Linked DNA regions of Homo sapiens: region 2 is linked to region 1. The links are chromatin loops, found by intact Hi-C in ENCODE. Cell type or tissue: Caco-2. All regions are shown on one strand. Links, peaks and the distances in the headings refer to the core of each region. The heading gives the core; the rest is flanking DNA. Region 1 overlaps KCNH7 (potassium voltage-gated channel subfamily H member 7). Region 2 overlaps KCNH7 (potassium voltage-gated channel subfamily H member 7).

Evidence for each region. Hi-C counts contacts between places; a loop is a spot of excess contacts. Peaks named below come from ENCODE experiments on the same cell type or tissue, not always from the same donor. Only the 100,000 strongest peaks of a DNase experiment are listed, where the experiment ranks them.
Region 2: a loop joins it to region 1, with 7 times the contacts of the local background. A loop is called at or near these places in 1 of 110 quality-filtered maps.

Annotation. Positions count from the first base shown.
Region 1 is chr2:162,793,280-162,798,671 of GRCh38, forward strand. The region is part of intron 2 of KCNH7 (potassium voltage-gated channel subfamily H member 7); the gene reads right to left. KCNH7-AS1 (KCNH7 antisense RNA 1) reads left to right here. Exons shown (of 5, transcript NR_110258.2): 5 at 2,117-4,693. Among named protein-coding and RNA genes, the nearest start is that of KCNH7-AS1, 27 kb to the left of the region's middle. In Caco-2, for the core only: a CTCF peak has its summit at 2,222; no DNase peak of the experiment used is centred there.
Region 2 is chr2:162,577,468-162,582,859 of GRCh38, forward strand. All of the region lies in intron 2 of KCNH7 (potassium voltage-gated channel subfamily H member 7), which reads right to left. Among named protein-coding and RNA genes, the nearest start is that of KCNH7-AS1, 190 kb to the right of the region's middle. In Caco-2, for the core only: no CTCF peak of the experiment used is centred there; DNase peaks (open chromatin) are centred at 2,684 and 5,154.

The DNA of each region.
Region 1 (5,392 bases), core at 315-5,314:
ACACTGGGACCTATTGGAGGGTGTGGTGTAGGAGGAGGGAGGGGATCAGCAAAAATTACTAATGTGTACTAGGCTTAATACCTGGGTGATGAAATAATTTGTACAATAAACCCCGATGAAACAAGTTTACCTATATAGCAAACCTGCACATGTACCCCTCAACTTAAAATAAAAGTTAAAAAAAAAGATTAAGAAATCAATTCATTTTATAATAACATAAACAAAATTTAGAAATAAATTTAACCAAAGAGGTAAAAAGATCTATATACTGAAAACTATAAAACACAGATAAATGGAAAGATATCCCACATTCATGGATTGGAAAGTTAATATTGTTAAAATGTCCATTCTACTCAAAGCTATCTACAGATTCAATGTAATAATTATCTAAAAAAAAATCAAGTTCATAGAAGTAGAGAGTAGAATAGTGGTTGCCAGGGAACAGGGATTGGGAGGAATGGAGTGATGTTGGTCAAATGGTAGAAAGTTTCAGTTATTCAGGAGAGAAAAGCTCTGGAGATCTATTTTTTATTTTCTGTTTATTTTTTAACTTAGAGTTCATTTTGCCTTACATGTAAATATAATGTACAGGATGGAACTGTTGTTAACAGTGTTGTGTTGTGTACTTGAAATTTGCTAAGAGAATAGATCCTAAATGTTCTCACCACAAAAAAAGGTAACTATGTGAGGTAGTAGGTATGTTAATTGATTGTGGTGATTACTTCACAATGTATACATGTATCAATACATCACATCTCACAACTTAAATATATACAATATTTACTTGTCAATTATTCCTCAGGAAAGCTGAAAAAAATAAATAAAATTTACCTGTTTCTCATTTAGAAATTTGCAAGAATATTTTCAGAACTTAAAAAAAATAGTCTGCATACTGGCTAGAACTTGATAGTAAAGTCAAAACATGAAAGGAAAACAAAGAAGGAAGGAAGGAAGGGCAGGAGGGAGAGAAGGAAGGAAGGAAGGAAGAGGAAAAGGAAAAGGAAAGGGAAAGAGGGAGTTGATCATTTACATGCCAGGAACTAACTCAGATGTATCGTATACCTGATAACTGAGCATGCAATCTACTTCTTGTTCTTGCCTATGATCTATAGGTGTGCTGCAGATGGCATCAACGCTTTTCTCCTAAAAAGAACTCAACTCAGTCCTGGGCTAGAAAAAGATGCTAAAACATTGGAGAAACTATTAGAGCTGTGGCTTCTGTATATTCACTTAGTACTTATACATTAACTACCAGAAAAACTTCTGCAAATATTTAACAATCACTGTCCTTTTAATGTTTACTCTTTCTCTTTTTCTCTTATACATGTTCTTAAAGACACTTATACTCTAAAACCTATTCCTATTGCTCATATAGTAAAAGAAAGTCTCAGACAAGTTTTACTTGATTGAATTACCTGAAGTTGCTCTATTAATTAGGCTTACTAAGCCAATTTTTATTGTATAATTTATGCATTCCCATTAGTAATATACGACAATGCCTTCCAAAAAAGCCTAACTTCAAACTATAACATAGTTTAAGACTCAGAAGAATTTGACATGGAAAAATGACCTTATTAATATGCATAGAAACACATCAATTATATTTCTTGATATCCTTCAATTTTAATAGTTTTAAAAGTTCTGATTCATGACCTTGAGTAAAATACATATCAGAGCTAATGAAATTATACTACATTTTTTTAATTTCAAGCTATTCATTGCAGTCTTAACTATTTGACCAGTTGGTCAGTAGTTAAGAATATGCTTTAGTTTTTAATATCTTTAAAATGAATAAGTATCCACAAAATCTATATTTTTAGGTATCTCATTTCATAGATACAAGCAGACTCATTAATTAATTGTATATTGAGGTTTGCCTTGTGTATTGTCAATGATTTAATGTTCTATGATTCAGTAATTAGGCAATGCAATTGCTATTAAAATCTTTTTTATCATTACCAAATTCAGCGGATAAATTGGAATAAAATTGTTGAAGACTTTATACTTTCAGGGAGTGTTATGGTGAAAGGGGAGAGAAAATGGTATGGAAGGAAGGGTCAGCAACAAATGAGGAATCTAGGCTATAATGGTGTTCAAATTTTTTTTTCCATTTCAGGGACACCCTCTTTTTAAAGGACATTCAATTCAAATGTATCTTCTCTGGTTAAAGTATGGTGAAGTCTGTCCTGTGGGCACTCCCCATTGACTCCTAGCAGCTCTTGAGCCCCATCTTCAGGATCCGTACTTTGATAGTCACTGACAATTAGCTTTGAAAATCTATAGTTCCAATCCTGTGAAATGAGAAGAATGTTGAAGCTATAAAGGAGGTCTTTGCCTGCATTCAGATTCTGACACCAAAGACTCCTCTGATTATACTGAAGTATGTAAGAAAACCTTCTCTTGAAATCAAGGACCATTTCTCTTCATCTTATCTTGAGCTACATACCAAATATGAGTACACATAGTTAGGATTCAATAAATAATTTAAGATACTTGTGAACACCTTGCTCTGACTGGTTCTATTTTTACATTCAGAGAGGAAAGCATCCTGTATTCTCCCTATAAACAAATCTAGGAGAATAGGGTCATGGACATCCTATGTACACAGAATTACAGTCCGATGTTGGGTATCTTACTCCTGTGAAGTGAAGGGAAATAGAAAAGTAAACAAAGAAGACCACAGTATAAGATGTCACCTTAAAATATAAACCTGAAGACAAGAAAAACCAGGCTCAAGGAACAAATGAGCAGGAAAGTTGAAATTCTAGAATACATTTGTTTTATACCAATATTATTTGCATCTTGTTTAAATGAAAAGTTGTTTACATACACAATGGATGACTACAAAGAAACAGCATGGAAACTGGAATCAGAGGCCTGTGTCTGAATTTCATGTCTACCACTGAACAACTGCATGACACTGGGAAATTTACTTAGTTTCTATAGACCTCATTTTTCTTATCTGTAAAATGGCTTCCACAATCTGAAACTCAAAGGTCTCTTGACAAGATTGAATGTGATAATGCATGTAAGGGATCAGGACGAAACCCAGCACAAAAAAAGACTGCAAGCCACACTGTTTACAAACACCGTTTCCAAGTAAAAAAAAAACCTGCTCATTGAAACTGAAGGCACCAGTGTCTGTTGGGTTCAGCACGTAGTGAGACGCTCAACTACCTGCCTCAGGTAAGCTTAGTGTGCTTACGTACTTCACTAACGATAGCTAGTTTAGAGGTTCTTTCCTCGTAATTCAGGTGATATAATTGCTCTATGGTTATGCCCTACCCACCTTGTCTTAAACAGTGCAAAATATGTGATATCATTACACATTTCTTATCAGGAAAATATTTCAAAGGGCAGGCACTCTCTGTGTTTCCTTAGTAACAGCAGCTATGTGGAGCATCTTCTGTATTATGTTTAACATGGTGCAAATATGAACAAGTAATCACAACTCCTGTGCACCAGCAACTAGAGAAATGTAGCTACAATAAAATAGGTGGCATTCATATTTGTTTGTTGGCCATACCTGGGACTTTTTAAGAACCTGTTTTTGGTTAATCTTGTTTTTTTTTTTAAATTCTAAACCCTTTTTTGTGTAATGTTGCAGCAGAAGCGAGGGTCTCAGAAAACATCTCCTGTTCTGATCTGGCACAGTTCCAATTATATGGATAACCTTCCATTTGTAAAGCTCTGAAATAAGTGTCACAAGGATACGTAGATTTAAGATGCAGGTCCATCTAGAAGAAGTACAATCTGGTTGAAGGATGGTGGGGCAATACAACAAGTACATAACTCACTTTGTTGCAAGGCATAATTGGTAAATCCTCATCTACTGGGACTACAGAAGTTTGACAACCCCTGTCTCTCGTGTCTTATGGCCACCAATGACTGCAGTCTTTCATTGTGAATTTGGGTTTCGTCTCAGAAATCTTCTCAACATGATGCTCTGTCAAGCCAACAATGTTTGAGCAGTCAGCCATTTGTTTAATATCTCTGGATTATTGCATTGGTAATTCTTGCTGAAAACACTCAAGTCACCTGGGAGAACTGATCTGTTTATTAATAGCTTTTAGGATTTCAACATTTCATATTTAAACAGAGAAATCTAACATTACTTGACAGAAAACAGGAGTGGTCATAGGAATGAAAAATTCACATATCTTTGGGAACCAAGTTATTATTATCAATGAGTGTCATGGACTGGATAAGAAAACAAGGACTGGTTGGACCAGAATTATAGCAGGATACAGACACAAAGGCATTTAAATTTTAAAATTCTAAGAATGAAATATAACTATAGTAAATACATCTTTGGACTACTTTTGGCTTATGGATCATGGTTTGCAAACCCTTGATCTGTGACATAGATGTTAAAGGTGGGGTAATGAGGTTGTGTGTGCAGATCTCCAAACACCAGAGCATCATGGGCAGCACTAACCTGCATGGTGCCCTTAGGAGGGCTGTAAGCCAGAAGCAAGTTCTCCATTCTGCCCTAGTCAGGCGTGACTATACCAAGGCTTATAACTGGAGATACAAGCCAAGCCATATACCTGGCAATTCAGCAAAGTTCAGAGAAATATGGCATGAATTCATACAAATTAATCAAGTGCATAACATTAAGAAACTGCAATTTTGAGTTGTGCGTATGCTTATAGTGGCCCATTTCTAAATTAAAAGGAAGACTATTTCTGTTTTTCTCTTTCCACACTTGATAAAATTAAGAAAAATGTGGACAATGACAAGAATAGTAATAGAAGTTGTAACATGACTTCAAGCCATCCTTAAGTAAATATACATTTATCTGCTTACAGTGAATGAAAAACAAAGGTAAAAATCTATCTCCTTCTGTGTCCCATGTAAACTATACATAGTTATAGATCACTTATACCACTTTCCTGTTTTCCTTAGTAGAAGCATCCTTCCTAGAAGCAGAGTATTTTAAGAAAACGAAAGTAGTTTGCCCTAAGGCTTTTTAAAATTTACATTTTATTCCTTGTGAATTGGCCGTCCCAGAGAATTTCTGAAAGAATTACAGAGCTAATACTTTTGAAAAAAATTCATATAAGAAAATATTTGCCACATCTTTGACCTACATTACAACTGGTATTAATATGGTAGGATTCTTAGGAGATACACATGAATTTTAGAAAATTATACACAGATATTTCAAAATCTTCAATACATTTTCTACATATTAGGTGACAGAATCTTGAACAAACTTCTAGGATTCATTTTCTAAGAGCTTTGTTTTCCTAATCCAAGAATATTAGTTACACACTCAGTCCAAATGCATTATTGGTGAAATTTTGGCTCAAATCAATATAGTCAGCAATATTTATTGAACACCTCATGTTTGTGTTTGATTCTGTCACCTTCTAAAAAGAAGCAGTAT
Region 2 (5,392 bases), core at 320-5,319, 220 kb before region 1:
GATTTGGAAACTCGTTACAGAAACTGGCCTTTAATTGAGAAAATAATGGAAGATCTTGGAACAAAATTATTTAATTTGAGGCTCTTAGCACCAGACTTAGCTTCCCCATTCCTATGATTTTCTTCTGCAACTTTAGCCAAGGCACATAATCTAATTTCAGTTACTTCTGCATAACTGAGAGAATACAACCTGTTCCTTTCCTCACAGAGTCATACCAACCTAGATGAGGAAGATTCAAGGGAGAGTACTTCACAAACTTCAAAAGACTACGTCAACATAAAATCACTTCATTTATTTTTTTCTCCATAGAGTGAACTTGCTTACTCCACACTAAGCACAGTTTTATTTACAAGACTATTGTTTGATAGAATTTTCCACAAGTTCCAAATTAAATGAATGAAAACTATTTTATATATTTATATTTACTAGTGTCAGGCTCCTTCTACATAGGCATTGCTATTTCCGTTTTATAGTTGAAGAAACGGAGCCTAAGGAGATTAAGTTACCTGCCCAAGGTCATAGAATTTCTAAGTGACTGAGCTGAGATGTAATTCTGAGTATGCCTAATTCCAAAATCCATGATCCTTCCACTAGTATTGGATTCCAAGGACTATGGAGACAAGCCCCTAGGCTACAATGCATACATGAGTCAAATGTGCCCTTAGTGATTTGGGATGTTTTACACAGAAATTGTTTCTAATGTGAGAGAGACAGTGGGTCCTTCAACGCTAGCTGAGACAATACCAAAGAGGGGGAAATGAAAGTAACATTTATGAAAAATAATTTTTTAGCAAATTCATATCTATTGAACCAGGCATTTAGCATAAGTTATTTCAGGGTGTTTAAATATTTATATTTATTTTGTGCTTTACGGCTTTCAAACATGTTTCCACATATATAATGTCAGTCCTTATCATGTCCTGGTAAAGTAGATATTATTTCCACTCCATAGAGAGAAACCGGTGACACATCTAAAGCATGACAAACCAGCTAGTGACACGGCCAAGGCTTCTGACCCTAAGCTTTGGGCTCACTGTTCTATGAAGGTCAGTTCAGTGCTCAAGCAGGGCAGATGAGGGTAGAGCATGACACTGGAAACTTAGGAAGCCAGGGCTGAAGCTTAGATGACAGTGAAAAAGAAAAACAGAAAACTGGAGTACTTTGTCCACTTTAGTGTTTCGCCCTGGGCTAACTGGAAGGTGGCACTTGGAGAGATCATGCTTATTCGTGGCATAGGAACTGAAGTTTTGGGTATATCCATTTACAAATGCAAAGGAGAAAAGTAATTCCTGAGTGTAGAAGTGGGACCTATTTCCCTTGATAAGCATCCTTTGCTATCATTGGGAAAATGAACATCTTATGAGGAAAATCCTACCAAATTGTAATCATTGTTACCAATATTATTATTATTATTTTCAGTTCTACTAAAATCAAAAATTAGTTTTCATTCAGATTTATGAGTTTTTTTTTTTAATCTGTGGCAAGGAAATCAATTGTATGTTATGTCTACGCATCTACTGAAACGCCTACACTTGGACTGATTGGATCATAAAATAATCCTATGTGTTAGTGAAATTCAGGCTTAGCATGAAGAAAAATGTGTCAGTTTTTTTTCTGAGCTCATTTATGAGGCTTATGAGGGCTCTGTGGATCCTTGAGTCATATAAATAATTTGAGCAGCAAGCCAAGGCATCTCTTACTTGTATCGACTGAGCAGAGAATGGGGCCAGAAGGGAGACTTCACTGCACCTGCATATGAAGCTCGTCTCTCCTCAAGAATCAGGGTCATGCTAAAGTGGTCCCTTGGCTCCCTTGTAGGCTGAGCCACTTTTTAGTCTCTCCCGGGAAATAGAAAAGGAACGTCAGTAAGATGCAGGCTTATTCAGCTTTGGTTCCTGTAGAGGGAGATGCAGCACATCTTGGCTGATGGAAGTGTATGGAAAGAGCCACTGTAATCACTTTTCCAAGGAGGTAATGTCCTTCTTGATCCTCGGCTATGTCAATATGAAACTTCTGTTTTCCTCAGTTTCAGTGAGTAGGTTGGAGACTCGTTAACCTCCCTAGTGTTTGACATACGGGTTTCAGGACAAAAACCTGTAGGGCCTCTCATCCTTGGTGCAGTGAAACAGGGAGCAATTCCAGGGATATTGGCAGATAAACTGCCCCTGCAGCAAAAGGGGACAGATGAAAAGTACCATTTATTGAACAGGGTGGGCACTTCTGAAATGTAACAAGCCTTTCCGAAAGTCTACATTTCTTATAATGGCAACAGAAGCAGTTGGTTTAATGATGAACCCTAGCGAAGACAGGCACAGAGTAGATAGAGTAATCAAAGATAGAAAACACTTTTTTTTTTCTCAGAAAGGCTGACAACTGGAACTGTGGGGATGAAGAGTTACGTAGAAGCAATGATTTCTCTTTTCGGAAATACTCTGCTAATTATTTTTAAATGACCTTTAATGGAGAAGTATAACTTGTTTTCTTGGATTGGAAAAAATAATGGTGACACCCTCCTGAATAGCTGTTGCTAGTTCCTATAGTAGTTCTCTACCTTCATTCAAAATGGGCTTGACTATAGATCAGGTCACATGTACTCCAGGCTGTTCTCTGGAAAATATGCAGAGAATGCAACTCTATGACCTTTTTGAGCTTGTGCTAAAGGCATCATAGCTCACAGTCAGGAAGGTCTTTCTAACTGAACCCTTGTCCTCTGGCAGTGCTAACTTGTTTACATTATTTATGGTTCACAGCACACGTCCATCACTTACAAATGATGTAAGTTGGTTCCCAGACCAAAGGAAAAAAGATTTTTCTGAGTGCCTACAAAATAACAAGAAATGAATGAGAGCCAGTACATATCCTTCAGGAAGATATATTTTATGATTCATTTTGTAAGTAAAAGTGTGTAAATAAAAGCCAAAACATGGAAGAAATTATCACCTCAAGAAATAAACATTGGGCTCACTATAAGAATATGAACAGGGGAGGCTTCAAAGAGGAGGGACACAGCACAAAATTACCCTATTCCACTCAATTTTGTAATACTTAGTCCATTCTGTGGCATTCAAGTCAATTTAATTCACTTCAATTTTGTTTGATGCAACTCAATCCAACATTTTAAAATGACAAGATCTTCATGGGTTGTTGTAGAAAGGAGGTTCCCTCTGAATATCATGTGTCCTGGATGAGCAATTAATTATTTGGGTTAAAAGAAAGAGGACTGGAGAGAAGAACAGATCAAACAATCCCACCCTAACAGATGTCACTGGAGAACCTCTTTTAGCAGAGCAGAGTCAGGGAGGTTGAGAAGAGTACTTGGTTTGGGGTAGGAAATAGAGGGCACAAACTCAAGGAGAGCAACCCTGTGGGAACTGAGGAACATGTAGAGAGAAACCTTCATAATTCCTAGATAGAAATAGTCCCCAGATGTCAAGAGGTCTGGGTGATATAGAGAAAGGAGTGAAATGAACAAAACATTTTGAAATGTGGTAGAATTTAAAAAATATATTAGCTGCACACAAGGATGGTCAATGAAGTATTTATTGGCATTGCTTTGCCGTAATTAAAACTCAGAGAGAGGCTATACAGCAACACGATTTTCCAAAGTTTTGAAGAATGGAAGTGGCCATAGTGGGTAATGGTGGCAGGCTTCACGCAACTGAAATTTGATAGATCCCTGGATATCTCCCTGATTTCTGAGCAGAAGAATTTCCATTTTGATTTCAAATAATAGTGGTTGCTTTCTTTATTCGTGACAGACTGAAACCAATAGGCAGATAGACCCAAATTTTAAAAACTAGCATTGCATACTGCACAACTTACTTTGCTAATAATTGCACTTTTGTATCCGTAAGTGATGGAACAAAATTTAATAAATCAAACAACAATGGATAGCTATTTTCAGAACTGCATGAAATATATGAATGGCTAAACAATACAACAATCACTACTATAACAGCTGAGCAAGAATAGAGTCATTGTTTTATTATATCCGTTACCAAGGTATTTGGGGCACATTCGTTTGGAGGTGAGAGCTTATTACCTTATTATAAAAAGAGGCATTGGAGGTTATATCACCTGCTTGTCCTTTCTAACCATGGAAAATTACCTTGTTTAACTGCAATTCTTTTAAGATTTTTTTTAAAAGTGTATTTAAATGCAGATTTTCTTACCCAAGATGCAAACGTTTTTATATAATGTTATCCTGTTAGGTCACTAGACTGACTGAAAATTAATATCTATTTCATTGGGTAATATTTGCACTTATTGGGAAAAATGTGATATCAAATGCCAGGAGTAAAATGACAATGTCATATATCTTACTTTATTGAAAATTGGTTTGATTTACAGTTAAGAAAACTGCAATAATCCAGAAAGATGCCTGAAATCTTGTTGCTACAAAGGGACCCACCCACCCAAAGAAAGAAAAAGTAGTGATGAGATACTCATGTTAAAAGGATAAACTGCTGAGTTGCACTCCCCCTCAAACTTCTCATTTGAAGATGATAAGCTCAGTGTCTGCAGGAAGACCTGGGGAGATCTCCAAGCACAAGCCAGCTTGCAAAGCAAAATAGGCTGGATAAACTGAAGTGCGATTTAGACAGGGCTGGATAAGCATGGCTGAACAATACTTCCCCGTGCAGTCTGAGATTTAAAGAGAGGTGATTCTAAAAGGTCAAGATTACCCCTGCTGGAATAGGATGTAAGACTCCATTTGGACTTAGCTGTCCACCTAGTTTGGTTTTGGGTGATGTTAAGCTGAGATTTGCTGCCCAAAAACATTAATCACAACCGGCTATTCTTTCTTAGGATTGAAGAGGGTTTTCTGGAGTCCTTCATTAAGATATAAATAAACCCAGGAGACATTATCCCATACTCTTTTATATGGAGTGATATTCTAGCATTTAACCCTTTAGTAGTAAGGAGTAGCAGCGATAAAACACAAAATAACCACTTTAGAACTGGCAGAAAGTTTCCTTACAGAAACTCTCCTATTCCATGACTCGGTTGAGACTTTCTGCCCTTTTAGTTGTAGGACAAGGCCGGGAACATACAGCGCTTTGACTCTGCAATCTAATTTTTCATGACTCAGCTTTGAAGCCAGCCCTGCTGAAGGGGGCCTGGCTGAGTCATGCTGTTTGTCCCTGGGCTTGCCCTATTTGCCTTGGCACTGTGAGACGATTGATTTGCAAACTTTGGGGCAGATAAGGTCACATTATCTTTAGATCTACAACACAGCATTTCAAGTGACAACAAAACTGTTCAAACAATTGGACTGGGAGGAAGAGAACTGACTCTGACACTAATTAGCTGTGTGATCTTCCACAACCTAGGAAACCTCTCCAACCTCACTTTCCTACCCAGATAAGGAGATTAAACCTGATTTTTCTAT